2 separate regions of the Homo sapiens genome follow, and region 2 is linked to region 1. Evidence: chromatin loops called from intact Hi-C (ENCODE). Cell type or tissue: Panc1. All regions are shown on one strand. Each heading gives the region's core, and the rest is flanking DNA. Links, peaks and the distances in the headings are about the cores only. Region 1 has its middle 58 kb from the start of SPCS3-AS1. Region 2 overlaps VEGFC (vascular endothelial growth factor C).

The links. A loop is a pair of places that touch in the nucleus more often than their neighbours do. Peaks named below come from ENCODE experiments on the same cell type or tissue, not always from the same donor. Only the 100,000 strongest peaks of a DNase experiment are listed, where the experiment ranks them.
Region 2: it touches region 1 in a loop (7-fold over the local background); 3 of 110 quality-filtered maps call a loop at or near these places.

The regions. Positions count from the first base shown.
Region 1 is chr4:176,373,393-176,382,840 of GRCh38, reverse strand. It overlaps a transcript of LOC124900817 not described here. Among named protein-coding and RNA genes, the nearest start is that of SPCS3-AS1, 58 kb to the right of the region's middle. RefSeq lists an enhancer at 4,799-4,938. In Panc1, for the core only: CTCF peaks have their summits at 4,719, 4,926 (motif pointing left), 6,429 and 6,636 (motif pointing left); DNase peaks (open chromatin) are centred at 4,933 and 6,714; H3K4me3 peaks cover 630 bases; H3K27ac peaks cover 262 bases.
Region 2 is chr4:176,758,287-176,767,734 of GRCh38, reverse strand. The region is part of intron 1 of VEGFC (vascular endothelial growth factor C); the gene reads left to right. Among named protein-coding and RNA genes, the nearest start is that of VEGFC, 30 kb to the left of the region's middle. In Panc1, for the core only: no CTCF peak of the experiment used is centred there; no DNase peak of the experiment used is centred there; H3K4me3 peaks cover 244 bases; H3K27ac peaks cover 1,608 bases.

The DNA of each region.
Region 1 (9,448 bases), core at 383-8,382:
TATGATGGAAAACAGAGAAAAAGTGTCATATTCTAGTTGTCTCTAACAGAAGGAGGACATCATGATGGGAAGTAGCTATATACAGTTTATATTGGGGAGGAAGAACTGAGTACATTGTAGAAAACAAACTCGGAGTGCAGTAATTAAAAAAAGGCATAGAATCCAACCCCCACTATTGCCAACATGGACTTCAGAAATCAGCAATCTGATAATCTCATCTGCCAAATGAGGAGGCCAACACTCAAGGGTTGTGGCATCTCAACCAGGTCACATCAAAAGGGCAAGATTTCTTAGATGAAATCTCAAGATTCCAAATAAAAGGCCTGTGTCTCTGACTCCCTGCCTTTAATGCTAATAACACCTTCGTCCAGAATCAATTTTTTTTAACAACAAAAACTTAGAGTTAATAACTTTACTAATGATGCTGAATAGATACACTTTTTCTTGAGGTAGAGAACATATAAACATAAACTAGCATTGAGTCTCATTCATTGACCCTGTCACTATTGTGTTTCCAGTATAATGGCAGCATCTTGTAGAAGAAAATAAGCATGGACATTGGCGCAAGAAAGATCTCACAACTGCCAGTATACTGGTCTTTTATGCATGACAAAATTACTCCAACTTTCTGAGATTCATTTTTATCTTGTATACCTCATGATAAATATTGCATGACTCACGAGCCTTTGTGAAAATTAAATTATATGACATAAATGAAAATACCAAGTATTCTGCCTGCCACCTAGGAAGTGCAGAATATAATACCTGATGAAGAAGGATTAATACCTAAAAATTAGATGGGGATACAATTGAACCCTTTTTTTAAGAAAAAATAAATAACTAGAGAATAATTCGAAGTTGTTTGTTGAACAAGTATTTATATTTTAGTAGTGTGACAGACAAAAGCAATGAAATAGCGGCTGAAGAATTCATGAACCAGCAAGAACAACAGCAAAAAGAATCAGTGTGAGGGGCAGGGCAGTGGCTGCACAGAGACGATATCTTTAGCTGAGTTTGAAAAGAAAAAGAATAGCTTGATAGGTGGAGTTGACAGTCAAAGATGTTCTAAGAACAGTATGAAAGGCTGGAGCTGAGAAGGAACTGTCATGTACAAAAGATATAGAGCACGGGGGTCCAATCTTTTGGTTTCTGTATTCTACACTGGAAGAAGAAAAATTGTCTTGGGCCAACATAAAATACACTAACGATAGCTGATGATCTAAAAAACAAAACGGCAAAAAAATCTCATAATGTTTTAAGAAAGTTTACAAATTTGTGTTGAGCCACATTCAAAGCCACCCTGGGCCTCATGTGGCCATGGGCCTTGGGTTGTACAAGCTTGATTGAGCATCATTGGCTTAGGAAAATCTGAGAAAACTTTGTAAGAAGTAGTAAAATATGGATAAATAAACTGAAGCCCATCAAACAAAGGCCTTACATGCTCACCTGAGTGGCTCGAGTTTGGTATAAAAATAATACATACTAGATTCCAAAGTAGAGGAACGATACAGTGATTTAGTGATCTAGTGATTTAGAAGCAAGCAATCTGGCAATCAAGAGCATGATGGATCATGCTGGAAAAAAACTTCAGAGAAGTGGAGAGAATGGATAAAAGCACCTCTAATAATCCCAAAATGAGGTGATGGAGGCCTGAAATGAGACAGTGGTGAGGAGTCCAGCTCCTAGCCAAAAACCTATAATCATCTTTCAAACCCTACCACAGACAATTGCAAAGGATTTACCTGGCAGGCTTCACAGGGAAAAATTGTCCTCCCCACACCAGACTGTGTGCAGCCAGTAAACTGCAGTCTCTGAAGGGAGCTGCAGTCAAGGGCTCAGTCACTCCATCCTCAGCACCATGCGCTTATGCATATCTGCATCTCTAGCCCTCCCTGCATTCAGAGAGAGGAGGTCTCTTCATCGGGTCATTCTGCGGAGGCCTCCTCACTGGGGAGGACACTTGAAGCCTCTTTTTTCTCTCTGACTCAATATTCACTGTTTCCCACACCTAGTCCTCCCCTCTCCAGCTCACCCCCATCCCCACCCCTGGGTCCATAAAATGGCCAGAGCCTTTTGTTCGGGCTCCCGTACGTAGGTGGTGAGATAATTCCCCGCCCCACTCCCCCGTGTGCACTGATACATTGGACCTTCACCCAGTGCCCTTCTGTGGAGAAAAAAGGAACATTAAAATGGTTAAGCTTTTTCCTCTTGCCTATTCTACTACCTTAGAAAGTCATTAAAGGATTGGCTGTTACTTTCACTTTGGCTTGTTGTCTTAATTGACCACTCCACCACGGGCGTCTCAGCTCTCTCCAGCTCAGCTCAGCTCTTGACAGGTGGCAGAGCGAATTTTGAAAAATGTTGAATATAGTAGACACCCTAGCTCTGATCTCCATTCTTGTTTTAAGCAAATCTCCTACACTCTCAGTCCTCAGAACTATAAACTACAATTGTAAAACATTTCTCAGAGAAAAACTTATAATATTTAAATACTAGTTTTAAATTCTTTAAAAAAAGATCATGACAGTGTTTCAATTTCAAATTTACAATATAATATGCTAAAAGTCCATACTTCATGGTCTAGACTAATTTAAATGAAATTTTTGTATCACCAGCATTTGTAATGTAAATCCAAGAGTCGAGAGATCTTTAAATTATTGCATTTCAAAAACATTACTGGAAAATGATAAACTATAGGGACCTAAAGTCTCAAACAACTATGATAGAGATTGAATACCTGACAATCTTTAAAAGTAGGGATGTGAGGAAATGAGGAGAGGATTTATTTGCCTCCATTGTACTCATCTCTAACATTAAATATTCAAGTTCATGGAAAAAGCAATGTGTTTATTTTACGGTGCTCTGATACTGTGATAACTACTGTGACTTCTTATGGGAATATTGCTGCATAACAATTGCCAGAGAAGCTCATCAATCTGTGTTTCTCAAATGTGAGCAGCTCATTAGTACAATCTCCACCCAGGGAACACACAGAGCTCCCTTCTCTGCTTCATCCTGCGATTTCCATCATGTCCCTGGACCATCATTACTATTTGTATTTGTAAAATCCTTCTCTTGCCTCTTCCTTTCTGTTATCATTTGATCACTTTGCCCTAAAAGCTGGATAACTGAGTACTCAGTCACTTCTTCTTTTTTTTTTTTTTTTTGAGATGGAGTCTTGCTCTGTTGCCCAGGCTGGAGTGCAGTGGCATGATCTCCACTCACTGCAACTTCTGCCTCCCAGGTTCAAGCGATTCTCCTGCCTCAGCCTCCCAAGTAGCTGGGATTACAGGCGTCTGCCACAATGCCTGGCTATTTTTTGTATTTTTAGTAGAGAAGGGGTTTTGCCATGTTGGCCAGGCTGGTCTGGAACTCCTGACCTCAGGTGATCCACCTGCCTCAGCCTCCCAAAGTGTTGGGATTACAGGCGTGAGCCACCACCCTCTCAGTCACATCTAAAGGGGACAATGTGTGAATCAATGACAGACATGAGTATTGCTCTCTTCTTTTACTTTGTAAATTCCTATATATGCATTCCTATATATGCATTGATAATAAAACATTTAAGGTTTTACAGAAGTTTTTGAGGAAAAGGCCTAGTACAAAAAGTTTTAAATCTAGTATAGAAACTACCATTAGGTTAGAAAACTAAGAGTTTTCTGCATACAAGATTTTCAGAATGATAGCATATTTCCCTTCTCAAATATTAAACTGTACTGTTTTTCTTAAAATTATTAAATAGTTGTTTAGTATGAAACTATGTTTCTTCTTTTCCTAGCTTTTCTCTAGTATGGTATCTTTTGTCCTGGCAAATAACCACTGTTTAATATACATTCCTTAAAACTAGCTTTTGTATTTAAAAGCTATGTAAATTATATACAAAGTCAAAAATCTTCAATAAATAAAATAAAGAGAAACATGGTAATTTTTATTTCGCCTGGTTGCAAATGGCCTGTAGACAATGAGGATCTATCTAAGGGGCAGGAGCAGGTTAAGGTGGGATCCCTGACAAGCATTCTAGCTCTATGTCCCTCCTTCAGCAAGAGCCACCAGATATGAGCAGAAATTTCTATACTTAAATACAGCACTCAGCCAGGCTGTTTCAATGAACTGATTTAAAATACAAGAATCACAAAACAAATGAAGAGACATCATCAGTTTCCCCACAATGAATTCGAGATTTGTTGAGAAAAACTGGTAATATTCTTCCCTTTTAAGGAAAATATTCCTTGAGGATAAATGATTAATTCCTATTAAAATGAGAAAGTAGATTTAAAACACAAAGATAGTTTGAGAAACATCCAAGGATTCATTGACTTTTGCATTTACTACATTTTCTTTAAAAAGGTACCCTCTCACTTTTAGAAAAAAACTCAATTTACGCAAATTAAGCTTGTTTTACCCAGGTTTTATAAAATCTGCCCTTACCTGACAAGCCCTGTGCTAGGATCAATGGCTAGACATAATGATTGTTTGTGATTGTAGCAGGAATGATTAAAAAGCACATTGTTTCACCCACATCTGCATGAATATATATCACACTACATGACATTTTAAAATTCTAAAGTATGAGTAAAATCATAACCGTACATTGACATCAAGGAGTGATTTGTCTTCTCCTACGCAAGTGCAGATTATTTTACCACAAGTGCAAATTTAAATTCTCTGCATGTCTTCTCTGGCTTCTCATTTATTTTCTAGTTACACATTTTGGAAACTGAGATGGAGATTTTTTAAATAATTAAATAAGAAAATAAAAATTCATCATTGTTTGAATGCAAAATGGCTCAAGTCCCTGATAGGTTAATAGGGAGCATTATTATTGTTACAGTTCAACAAACATGTCACTTTGACATAACTAAAGGTGATTTCCCTTCAGCTGGTCATAGGCAGGTGAGAATAAATGGAGATTATTTAAAGAGAATGACTGACATCTGCTGGAATACAAGAGAAATGAACAGAAAACAATGCAAGCATAAATGCTTACAGTTAACAGTTTCAGAATACATCAATGTTTACAATCTGTAACAGAACAATGTTAGCATAAATCCTCAAAAACAGAGGAATAATGGGGTGTAATGGAAAGGGGCATCTTGTGTAATTCTGTTCTGTTGCACTATGCTGAGTCCAATCAAGATAGCTTCACCCTAGAGCAGTTATACAATCTCTAAAAATAGTGCATTTCTGTTGCCTGTGATTTTTCTACATGTTATCGTTGATTTCTATAGTCTGTGGGTTCCTGTACCTTGACTCTGGCCACGTCTGTGCAATCAACTAAACGGGCTTTACAAATCTACAACCAAGGAATTAATTAGAATTGATCATTTGGAGGGTCAGAACACAATTTAGCCCCAAAATAGACAGATCCATGCCATCAAACATTGCTGATCTATGCCTTAAATTGGGCTTTAACGTAGTTCCCATTTTAAAAATGATTTCTTAATGAGGCAAGGGGAGAACGATTTCTTGAGAGCTTACTAAGTTATTCCATTTAGGATATCCTATAATTTCACGTGGTAGGTATTTTTAACTCCATTTTGTAAATGAGAAGATTTAATGGCAGAGAGGTGCAGAAATGTGCCCAACGTTACACAGATTGTAAGTGACAGAGCTGAAATTCATTACTTAATTCTACCTGATTCCACGGTTGGTGCTTTTCACCATACAATTTAATTCAAGGTACTTTTGTATTTTCCAGTGTCAATACCATTTTACGCTACTTTTTAACTGTATACCTTTCTAGTGAAAACTATTAGGGACTGTCCTGAAGAGTATCATGATCTGGTCCTGCTTTTGGATATTCTCTGCAAGCAAGTACTTGGTAAAGATCTGTAAATCAGTAAGAGAGTATTCAACAGAGTCAATGGAACCCATCTTTCCTTTTTTTCTCTAGAACAGTTTAAAAAGCAGTCACAGTCCTCAGTTTCTTCATTAGTACAATGATGGAGATGGACTAGATAACTCCTAATGTATCTTCCAGGGGTGCATCTGGTTAGGAATACAGCAAAGGAAAACAGGTTCATTCAGTTCATTATTATTCTGCAATAACACACTAACATAATCAGGGCAATTAGCTACATATTGTACTCATCATTCATTAATTGCAAAAGTGTTTTTTTTTTTAATTTTTGTCTTTGTTTATAATGCCTCATGGAAATTGAAGTGAAAATATGTACTCGAAGATAGTCTATTTTTACACACAAACACACCTGCCAAGAGCCTATCTTTCCTGACAGAAACATTTGAAAAAAAATATATTTTCATGTTATTTTTCTCTTACTCTTTCCACAGACTAAAAACGAAATCTACATTTTGCCTGAAAAAGAAAATGACTATGATCAGAATTTAAAACACATGCAAAAATTATTTTAAAAAGTTTCATAATAAAAGATTATTTCTATGAATTACAATACAATATATCTAATATTGCACCAGCTTCTTAAGAAGTTTTCAAATTTCCAGAAGTTGTATTTTTTAAAAAAATTCCAACATGCATAAACATAGTCTGAATATGGTTTCAAATGTTAACATAGACGGTAAAAGTAACACAATACAAATGTCTTCTGTAATTTATCAAATTTCTGCATTAAAATATATAGCAGGTTGAATCTTGAATTCAATACTACCATCTAGTGGAAATCAACCAAAAATGCAGCAGATAATGCTACTTTTGTTTTTTCACAAGTACAACTGCTATTCTTCCCATTGTCTTGCAATAACTAAACCAGTGGTCAAAGGACTGATGAGAACCTCTTTGAAATAAGTATTTTCTTGTAACAAAAACATTATTTGTTTTATTAGGTAACATGCTTATGGAATATACTAAACAATCTGACTGATTATAAAAATATAAATATAAAGTATCTAATCATGGGCTTATTCTTGACAACCAATCTCTCATACAAGACATTTATATATATATATATATATATATATATACACGTGCTTTTACATAAACATGTGTAAGACATTTTATATATATAAGACATTATCTATTATATATGACATTTATGTATATTGATTGTGCTTTTGGATGCAATTTCCTAGTATTTTTTGAGGATTTTTGCATGTATATCCATCAGAGGTATATATATAATTATATATTATATATATTACAATATATTTTATATATATATAATTTTAAGGAAAAGCAGAGAGTTTATTCAGTGATTTAACTTCCTTAAAGCAAGCCCTTTTGAAATTCTTTTTGCTTTGTAAATACATAAACCAGTAAGACAGTTGTTTATTATCATTATAAAGCATCATGTACTTTACATAATTTTATTTATATTTAGGAAATACAGGTGCAAGTATCTTACATGCATATATTGCCCTGTGGTGAAGTCTGGGCTCTTAGTGTACCATCACCCAAACAGTGAACATTGTACCCAATAGGTAATTTTTCAACTCTTACTCCCTGACCCCTCCCCATGTTTGGAGTCCCCAGTGCCTGTTATACTCATCTGTATGTTTATGTGTACCCATTGTTTAGCTCCCACTTATAAGTGAAAACATGCAACTTTTTACTCTCTGTTTCTCAGTTATTTCCCTTAGGATAGTGGCCTCCAGTTCCAACTATCCATACTGCTGCAAAAGACATAGTTTCTTTCTTTTTTTTGGCTAAGTAGTATTCCATGGTGTATATATACCACATTTTCTTCATCCATTCCTCCATTGATTGAGACTTAGGTTGATTTCATGTCTTTAATATTGAGAGTAGTGCTGTGATAAACATATGAGTATAGCTGTTTTTTTAAATACAGTGATTTATTTTCCTTTAGGTAGAAACCTAGAAGAAGGATTGCTGGACTGAATGATAGCTCTTTTTTAGTTCTTTGAGAGCTCTCCATACTGTTTTCCATAGGGTTTGTACTAATTTACATACCGACCAAGAGCATTTAAGTGTTCCCTTTTCTCCTCATCCATGCCAACATCTGCTAGTTTTTGACTTTTTAATAACAGCCATTCTAACTAAGGTAAGATGATATCTCATTGTGGTTTAAATTTGCATTTCTCTGATGATCAGTAATGTTGATAATTTTATAATATGTTTGTTGTCTGCTTGTGTGTCTTTTTTTGAAAAATTTCTAAAAGTTTTCTTAAATTAAAAAAAAAAATTTCTGTTCATGTCCTTTGACACTTTTTAGTGGGGTTGTTTTTCTTGTTAATTTGTTTGAGTTTCTTATAGAATCTGCAACTTAGTCTTTTTCAGATGCAGACTTTGCAAATATTTTCCCCCTTTCTGTAGGATATCTGTTTACTCTGTTGATTGCTCCTTTTGCTGTGCTGAAGCTTTTTAGTTTAATTAAGTCCTCTTTATTTATTTTTGGTTTTTTTTTTGCATTTGCTTTTGAGGACTTGGTCATAAATTATGTATCTAGGCCAATGTCCAGAAGAGTTTTTTCCAAGTTTTCTTCCAGAGTTTTTATGGTTTTGGTTCTTACATTTAAGTCTAATCCATTTTGAGTTAATTGCTGTATTTGGTGAGAGGTATGAGTCCAGTTTCATCCATCTACATATGGCTATCCAATGTTCCCAGCACCATTTATGGAATAGGATGTCATTTCCCCAGTGTATATTTTTGCAGACTTTGTCAAATATCAGTTGGTTTTAAGTATACAGCTTTATTTCTGAACTCTTCTGTTCCATTGATCTGTGTGTTTATTTTCATATCAGTACCATGCTGTTTTGGTTACTATAGCATTATAGCATAGTTTGAAGTCAGGCAATGTGATGCCTAAGCCTTTGTTCTGTTTCCTTAGGATTGCTTTAGTTATTTGAGCTCTTTTTTGATTCCATATAAATGTTATGATTCATTTTTCTAATTCTGTGAAAAATGGTGTTCCTAATTTGATAGGGATTGCACTGAATCTATAGGTTGCTTTGGGCAATATGGTCATTTTACCAATACTGATTCTTCCAACCCATGAGCATGGGATGTGTTTCCCTTTGGTTGTATCATCTATGATTTCTTTCCCCTGTGTTTTGTAGTTCTCTTTACATAAATTATTCACCTCCGTGGTTAAATATATTCCTATGTATTTTTTTGGTATTGTAAATGGGATTGAATTCTTGATTGGGGCCTCAGCTAGATTATTATGGATGTATAGTAATGCTACTAATTTCTGTACATTAATTTTGTATCCTAAAACTTTACTAAATTTGCTTATCAAATCTAAGTGTTTTGGTGGAATAGTTTTCTAGATATAAGATCATATCATCCATGAACAGACATAATTTGAATTTCTCTTTTCCAATTTGGATGCCTTTTATTTTTCTTCTCTTGTCTGATTGCTCTGGTGAGGACTTCCAGTACTATGCTGAATAAGAATGGTTAAAGTGGGCATCCTTGTCTTGTCCCAGTTGTTAGAGGAAAGGCTTTCAACTTTTCCACATTAAGTGTGATGTTGGCTGTAGGCTTGTTGTATATGGTCTTTATTATGTTGAG
Region 2 (9,448 bases), core at 548-8,547, 380 kb before region 1:
TCCCTACTTCACAAAAAGTAAAAACCAAAATCTCTATCAAGTAATAGTAGTCATTGCCCTGGCAGTGTTTCAATTAAAAGAGTTTAACGACTGGTTCATTTTATAGAGGTGTGGACAGTGTCAAGGAAACAGAAAAGAACAAAAGAACATGAAGCATCCAGGTACTATCAACAGTGGGAAGTCCTAACTACCCTAGTCCTGCAGGGGCAAGGTGAGCGAATAGTGCTATCAGCCCTGGAAATTGCTGGGCACTGTAGGAGAGGGGCTGTCAATAGAAGCTCTAACTGTAGAGTGCACACACTTCTCTCACTATGGTGAGGCACCATAAATGTGGTGAGGCAGAGGGAGAGTGAGGAGAATGAATATCCAACCTATTTTTTCTTCACATCCCAGCCAAATACTTGGCATTGTTAGTCTTTTTTATTTTAGCTATTGTGGTGGTGATGTAATAGCATCCCATTGTGGTTTTATTTTGCCTTTTCATGGAAACTGATGAAGTTGGACATCTTTTGACAAGCTTGTTGCCCATTTGGATATCCTCTTTTATAAAATGCCTGTTTAAGTGTTTTGTTCATTTTTCTTTTTGGTTGTTTTTTTTTTTTTTTTTTTTTAGATTTCTACAATTCCTTTACATGATTTGGTTGCCAGGCTTTTTAAAGCTGTGTGTATTGCAGATATCTTCTTCCATCTCTTACTGGTCTTTTTTCTTTCTTTCTTTCTTTTTTTTTACTGGCCAGATTTCTTTAATTTTAATGTAAGGTGATTTTTTCTTGTTTTTCCTCTATGATTAATATTTTTTATGTCTTGTTTAAGAAACATTTGTCTATCCAATGTTATGAAAATAGTCTTGTAGAAGCTTTATTGCTTTTTCACTTTCAGATTTATATTTACGATCAACCTGGAATTGATATTTGTGTAGTGGGGAGGGTAGAAATCAAGACTAGTTATTTTTAATTTGGATAACTAGGTAACCTAGCATATTTCTCTGCTGCTCTGTAGCATTACCCTTGTAAATAAATCATGTCTCTATACGGTTTCTTTCTGGACTCTGTTTTACGATTGTATGCTCTCTGGCATTAGTATCACACTGCCTGAAATTCTGAAGTTCCATAGTATCTTTTCTTTTCCTTGTTTTTTTTTTTTTTTTTGAGACAGAGTGTCATTCTGTCACACAGGCTGAAGTGCAATAGTGCAATAATGGCTCACCACAGCCACAATCTCTCAGGGTCCAGCAGTCCTCCCACCTCAGTCTCCTGAGTACCTGGGACTACAGGTACTCACCACTACACTTGGCTAATTTTTGTGTTCTTCTGTAGAGATAAGGCTTCACTATGTTGCCCAGACTGGCCTTGAACTCCTGGGTTCAATTGATCCTCCTGCATCAGCCTCTGAAAGTGCTGGGATTATAGCTGTGAGCCACCATGCACAGCTTCATTGTACCTTAATATTTGACAGAAATACCTACAGTTTGTTCTTTAATATCACCTTGAATATAGATATTGAGATTCCATTGAATCTAAAAATTGATTTGGGGAAAACTGATATATTAGCAATAATGGGCTTTCTATTTTGGCCTTATAGCATTTATCCTATTATATAATCATTTTTAAGTTTTTCTTTTTGTGTAGAGACCTTGCATATCTTCCTTTTCGGTACCTAGGTATGAGACATTTTGGAAGCTATGGCAAAGGATATTTGTTTTTGCATTTCATTGTCTTTTTTTTTCTGTGTATAGTATTCTAGGTTGGCATTTATTTTCTATATTCTAAAGATTTTTTTCCATATTACCCTCTGTTTTTTATTACATCCACTATCAATCTTATTGTTGCTTCTTTGAACAAGAAATGATTTTCACTGTTAGCATTTAAAATTCTGTCTTTGGGGCCGGGCACGGTGGCTCACTCCTGTAATCCCAGCACTTTGGGAGGCCAAGGCAGGGGGATCACGAGGTCAGGAGATTGAGACCATCCTGGCTAACACGGTGAAACCCCGTCTCTACTAAAAATACAAAAATTAGCCGGGTGTGGTGGCGGGCACCTGTAGTCCAGCTACTCGGGAGGCTGAGGCAGGAGAATGGCGTGAACCCAGGAGGCGGAGGTTACAGTGAGCCGAGATCACGCCACTGCACTCCAGCCTGGGCGACAGAGCGAGACTCTGCCTCAAAAAAAAAAAAAAAAAAAAAAATTCTGTCTTTGGATTTCAGTAGTTCTATTATGGTGTAGTATTTTAGATGTAGCTTTCTTTGTGTTTAATCTGTTTGATGATCATAGCAATTTTTGAATCTACAGCTTGATGCTTTTTGTTATCTTGGAAAATCCTAGAAAACTACTTCTTTAAATATGCCTTTTTCTTTATAGTCTCTATCCTCCAGTTAAATATATATTAAACATTTGCAGTATCTGCTCTATATCTCTATGTCACTTTTCCAATCATCTATGTCTATTATGCTTTTTTTTTTCTAGTTTTCTCTGGATGTTTTCTACTGATCTGTCTTCCAGTTCACTAATCCTTTCTTTAGCTCTAATATTATTAATTCCATATATTGAGACCTATTTTCAGTTATTACATTTTACAGTTCTCAAATTTCTGTTTTGTAAAATAAATTCTATTCTTTGCTCAAATTCTTCATCTTCCTTTCTGTTTTCTCAAACATACTAGTTGTAGTACTTTAACAATACCTATTTCTTTTTTTTGAGGCAGAGTCTTGCTATGTTGCTGAAGGTGGTCTTGAATTTCTGGGCTCAAGAGATCCTCCCAGTTCAGCTTCCTGAGTATACAATACCTATTTTAATATCAAGCACAACTGAAGTTTCATTTTTATTGTCTATTTTTTCTATTTTTTTGTTAGTCTTATTTGTGGATATTTTTCTTATTTGCTGAAAACTTTTGATTGAATGTTTGATGTTTTATTTAAAAATTATAACTGTCTAGACTATGCAGTTTTGCCTTTCTAGAGAGGATTCAGTGTATCCTCTGGTAATCAGCCAAAAGGCAGACAGATCACTCCAGTTCCATTAGAATATGACATGGCTAGAAGCTTTTCTGAAGCCTGTGTGTATCAGTCTGGTATGGCCTACCCACTTTCCTTGGGAGTTGTCTTTCAGGATACCCATTCAGAGCCTATGAATTTATGAGATTTTTTTTCTTTGGTGGGTTCTGAACTTCAATTTTTGTAACCTCTGCACTATGAGACTGTTGCATACATTCTTGTGCTTTTCAGAAGATATTTGCTTGGCTTCTTTGCTTCTTACCATGGATAATTTGAAAACTTAGTGCCTCAAAAGGAAAACCTTAAGTATCAGGGAACCTCATTTCTCTCTTGTTTTGTGTACCCTCTGTCCGTGATCTTAGCCCCTCAAATCTGACTGCCTTTAAAGGCCCAAACTTTAATGTTTTGTCTCTCCAGCTCTGTGAAAATGCTGGCAGTCTCACTTTTGTTAACTCTGTTGTTTTCTGCCTGGATTTTCAGCCTCTTACCTATCCAAGGACTATCATATTATATTACCCAAGGGAAAATGTTGCTCTCATAATGTCTGCTCACCTCTCTTACTTTATGTTTCTGCCCAGGATCTTGGCAACTGAAAGCTTGGCTGTCTCTATGGTTATATCTTCAAATAGGTGTTTGTTGCTTTTCGTTTCATCTCATATTTTCTAGTTGTTCTCAGTGGGAACATTGTTTTGTCACAAGCTATTCCATCATGGTCAGAAGTGGAAGTTGCTAAGTCAACTACCTTGATAATTATTGTGCCGTTAGTATGGCTTAGTGACTAAGGGAACACATTTTTGTTTGGATAGGCCTTTGGTTTAAATTCCTCTTACTATGTTTGAGATACCGTTCCATTGAAAACTTAGTTTTATCACCTGTAATCAGAAAAAAAAAGACCTTTTTTTAGAGGACTCTTAGGAGGATTAATTGGAAAATATTCACCTAAAGTACTGATTACAATAACCATCACATAGTAAATTTAGTAAATATGTCTCAAATGATACAGAAACCTTATGGAACCTGTAAGGTTAAATCATGCATTTCTGAAAGTAGTAATAATATTTACTTTACTTCCAGTGGGTTAATATGAACCAAATTATTTGAAGATATTTCTATTAAATATTGATTACGTGAAAGAATATAACATATACTTAAGATCTATAACAATAAATGAATGCCAGTGTACCGCTACTCAAGTTAAAAATAAAATACTACCAGTCCCATTGAGTTTTATGTATATGTATTCCTTATAAATATTTCATTGAGTTTTTGCTTTTGAAATTTATGTAATTGGAATGATGTTCTATGCACCTCTTTGCAACTTGCATTATTATAACTTGCTTTATCTTAATATCATCTCTGTGATTCATTCATGTTAACTATAGTTTTTTTTCATTTTCTCTTATTTTCAATGTGGTGAGATTATGTTGTATAATATCTCCCAAATATGCATTTATTATTAATAGAAATGGCGTGCTTTTTGATCTTTCACTTTTGGTCCTTTTTCCTTGGAATTGTATTTGGGAATTAGTTGAAGATGAATTTCTCTAGAGCAGCTTTTTGTTTGCTTGTGCTCCGCACCTGTGGACACTATAAATAGAGACCACTTTCAAAGGTATTTTTGGCTTAAGTCTGCTCGAACCACACAGATAGTGTTACTTCAGACCACAACTAGGATGAGAGCTTTCTCCTGATTATATCCCAAGGAGGAGATTTCTTTCTTCCTTTTACCCAGAGCAAATGTTGAGACAGGCAAATTTCCTTGCAGTCTCCTTCTGTAGATCAGAGTTATTTTTCTAGTTTGCCCTTATATTGAGAGGACACTATAGATTTGTTCTAGCTTAACTTAGGGAACTACTATTAGACTCTTTAAGAGAGCTCTGGGCTCTGTTGCCTGTTAAACTGTCAAGTTCAAAGCCCAGGTTCACCAGCTGGAGCAACTGTTCCAGGGTGAATATGACTTAGTGTTGAATACTCTCTGAATTATTTCACTTTATTTTTGCACCCCTAGGAATACTTTACCTTCTTAATAGATCTTTATATGCAGACACACATATGTTTAAACATATGGAAGTACATATGTGTGCATGTATGTAGATAAATAGATAGATGCACTTTTTCAGAAAGAGTCTTCTACCGAACTGTTAGAAACAGAAATGTCTTAAGTCTGATTTGTGCTGCTGTGACAGAATACCTAAAACTGGGTACATGATGAAAAATAGAAATCTAGTTTTCACAGTTCTAGAGATTGAAACGTTCAAGATCAAGTTGCTGGCAGGTCAGGAGCCTGGTGAGGGCCCCGTCTCTGCTTCTAAGGTGGCGCTTTGAAGGCTGCGTCCTCTGGAGGGGAGGAATGTTGCTCCTCACATGGCAGACGGACAGAAGAGCAAAGAGATAGAACCCATGATACATGAAAGCCCTTTTGTAAAGGCATTAAACCCACCAATCTGGGCAAAGGCTTCATGACCTAATCACCTCTTAAAGGCCCCACCTCCCCCCATATTCTTACATTGGCAATTAGAATTCAACATGAGTTTTGGAGGGGACATTCAAACTATACCAAGAAATAACTGATTCAGTTTTTATAAGAAATTTTAGAACTGTCCCTAAGACCTGGTGAGTTTCAGGCCTCATGTTCTGAGCCTACATCTGACATCAGCTACCATAGTATCCGCTGTGCAGGCAGAGCCTCTTCAGTCATAGGTATGGGGTGAAACAGATTTCCACCTCTTCCCTGAGCTTCGCTGGCACAGAATAAATGCATTCTAAAGAAAACTGATACGTCAGAGACATCTGAGCTTACTCTTAATTGCTTTCTTACCTTTCTCTGTCTTGGGCCAGATTTTCTTCCAGGCTGATGGCTTCTTCCAACTCTGAATTCTAGCACTCTCTGCTGTTTCATTTTGTATTCCATGCCTTCGTCTCTTCTCTGATCCCTTCCATCTGCCTGAAAGCACTTCCTTTTTATTATTTCTGTGTCCTATAATAATAAAGTTAACAAAAGTGTTAAGTATATGTTTATTTTTCCAAGGTTACATAGGCACATGTATAATGTAGGGAAACTGGCTGACAATCAGAGACAGAAGACACATACACGTGGGCCCACACACATTCGTTCACTGTTGTCCTTAATGCAGTATTCAACATTACAAATTACTGTAATCTTAATAAAACTGCGACATTGTTTTCCTTGTTTATTTAGGGAGCACCTTTAAAAATCATGTATTTGCTGATTTATTCATTCACTATTGTCCTTAATGTAGTATTCAACATTCCAAATTCCTGTAATCTTAATAAAACTGTGACATAGTTTCCTTGTTTCTTTATTTAGGGAGCATCTATAAAACTCATTATTTACTCCTCAGAAAACTTGCATGGGCATATAGTTATGAACCAGTTTGAATATTATGATTTTATATTCACAATATTTTTATACTTATGATCCTAGGCTAAGGATATTTATATTAGAATGTTCGCTGAGGACTTAAATAAGTTCTCACTGATACTTACACTGAATATTATCTCAATGTACTTGAGAGAAAAGGTATTGCAAGTAAAGGTAAATATATGAGTACATCAATTGTATAATTTAATTTTCTCACAATTTTAGGACAATTTTGTATAGGATCTATAATCATATACTTTTTTAAATATTCACTTGCTTTTATTAAATCAATCACAAGAAAATACAGAACGTTTTCCCCTTCCACTTCTGAAGTGGAGGAAATCACTTCAAATTCATGGGATCTTTGAACTTTGCCCATTGGGCCAGACTTGCAGTATCATAAACTTCTTTTTCCTACCTATGTATGATTTTGCCATGTGCGAAACAATCATTGCTAGTACCACGAGTGAGTGATGATAAGCTTAGAATACATCCAGCTAAGATCAGTGCCATTTGAAGCTCCCTCAATATCGCATTTCTTCGGTTCTTTAAAAAAAATTCATTGTTTTGGAGTCAGCATATTATTAATGAATGGAGTATTTGAGGGGAATAAATATGACTTTGGCAATATCACATGCATGGGAAAAATTGGCTAGAGAAAGGGCTAAGTCTTTCATTCTGTGTTTTAGAGAACAGCTTTAGCTCGTATGAAAAAATTCTGGCATAGATATGTGAGGGGGAGTGTTGGATAAGAAAAGGAAAGAGAAAAAGCTTGCTGTGGAGTGGAATTCTCATCACATTTCTTTCTTACCTACTACTCTGGGGAAACTTCAGTTACAGGGCTGATAAATATTTATTAAGAATATATAGACAGTATAACCTAAAAACATTGGAAGATATTTTAGCGAGGCTTGAGTCAGATTAAATCTACCAACCGCTAAAAGATGGCTTTGCCTAGAGAAATTCTTTTTTCTTTGGGAGCAGCTATTAGGGAAAAGCCTATTGCCTAATATCTTAATTGAAACCTATGCATAAAATTCAATTAAAAATGGCCTATATTTTGAATTGTTTTTCAAGTTACAGAAGAACTTTAAGATCTTTGTAGGTAATTTCTAAAAAGCATAAATATCTTAAAATATATATCTGTACTATCACCATTAAAACTTACCATTCTTTGCTCTATATTTTCCAAAGCTATATTCAGAGAAAATAAAACCTATTATTTCATAGCCTGCTTTAAAAATATCTCTTAAAATACGCTATTTTTCATCTCCTGATCTATCCCTCAAGAATATGATTTTAAAACTGCATTACCTCATTTCGACTTATTTGTTTTATGTCCTCCTTGTTATTAACTATTTTTAATTTTTTCTGTGTAAAAACACTTATTTCTTTACATATTTTCTCTAAATTTGGAAGCTATGCCTTCGTCAATGATACCATGTTAACATTTTAAATTTTTAAAAATATTTTAATATATTTTATTCAAACAGTCCCAATAATTAAATTTATTTCACTGGCAAATGCGATATAAACCAATTGCTGCATCTCTCCTCTCCAAAAAGCATGTCTTGTTCTAGTGATGTATTTGGAGATAGAAGACTTAAATTATTTTATTTTTTTTTACTTTTTAAAAATGAGAAATGAAAACTCGGCTATATGCATGGTGTACACTGTGACGTTTTGATTGAAGTACATTGTGGAATGATTAAATCAAACTGATTAGCACATTATCATCTCACATACTTATCATTTTTTGTGATGAGAATGTTTGAAATCTACTCTATTATTATTTACCATAGTCACCATGAGTATATTACATCTTCAGAAATTATCCCTTCTGTCTAATTGAAACTGTACCCTGTACACAACATCTCCCCGTTGACCACCCCACCAGTCCCCGAGCCCCTGGTATCCACCATTCTACTCTCTGCTTCTATCATTTGATTTTTTTAAATTTCTACATTTAAGCGTGATCATGCATATTTGTCTTTTTGTGCCTGGCTTATATTGCTAAGCATAATGCCCTTTAGTTTTATTCATCTTTTTGCAAATGGCCGGATTTCCTTCTTTTTTATGGTTGAACAAAGTACCTTTTTTCCCCCCACTGTCCCAAATATATGGGCTCAACCCCCAAATTGGCAGGTCTAAGAAGTCTTTCCAAAGGGTAGTCTATTACATTTAATTTCTAAACATAAGTTGAAGAAAAGAAAATTTATCCTGACAGTTCCAAAGTTCAATAAAAAGTATAGTTTTTGAGTTTTTACTTCAGTAAGGTATTATTTTAGTTTCTTAGCTTTTCAGAAAGTCTCAGTCTTTTCAATGGGAAACTCTCTTAGGGCATTTAAAATATAATTTGCTAACAATGAACTTTTAGATGAGTAATCGTGGCTGCTATCACTGGCCCTGGATGGCAGTGGGATGAGCTTGCAATGCCAAGGATACAGCTGAGCAAATGCCACTGGAAGCTAAATAACATGAAAGAAACCAGGGTTTTGTTGTTTACAATGGCCATGTGATGGTATGAGTACAGGAAAGGGCTAGAACCTGGGCATCTGAGGAGAAAAAGCATTGACAGCATGGATGTAAATGACGACTGGTATTTGAATGCAATGTGGGGCCAGAGGTAGACATCATGGAAAAGTATCAGACTTTGCATACAGGACACAAACTAAAGTAATCACTAGGGTTAGAAGAGGAGCCCACTTTCTGGAGATAGGTTACTCAGAGCAAGAAATGCAGCAAGTCAGAAAGCTGTCGATTTGGGAAGCTACTTATTAATGTACCTTACATCCTCCCTGACAACAATCGAGATTGATAACCACATTTAATTCAGTTCTAGTCAGTAAGACGGAGGTTTTCTAGCACCAGCTGCCAAGATTAAAAAATGTGCATGTCCTAGCTCTGGGAAGTGTCTGGTATGATTGATGCTTGGTACTTGTTCATCTAAATATGAATTTACTACTGGGAAAGAAATTAAACTTCTAGATATTCATTTGGTAGATCGGTGAGGTGACTGAAGTGTGGCAAACCTCACAATGATTATGAATAAACTTTATTAAGAAAAACTGAGGCAA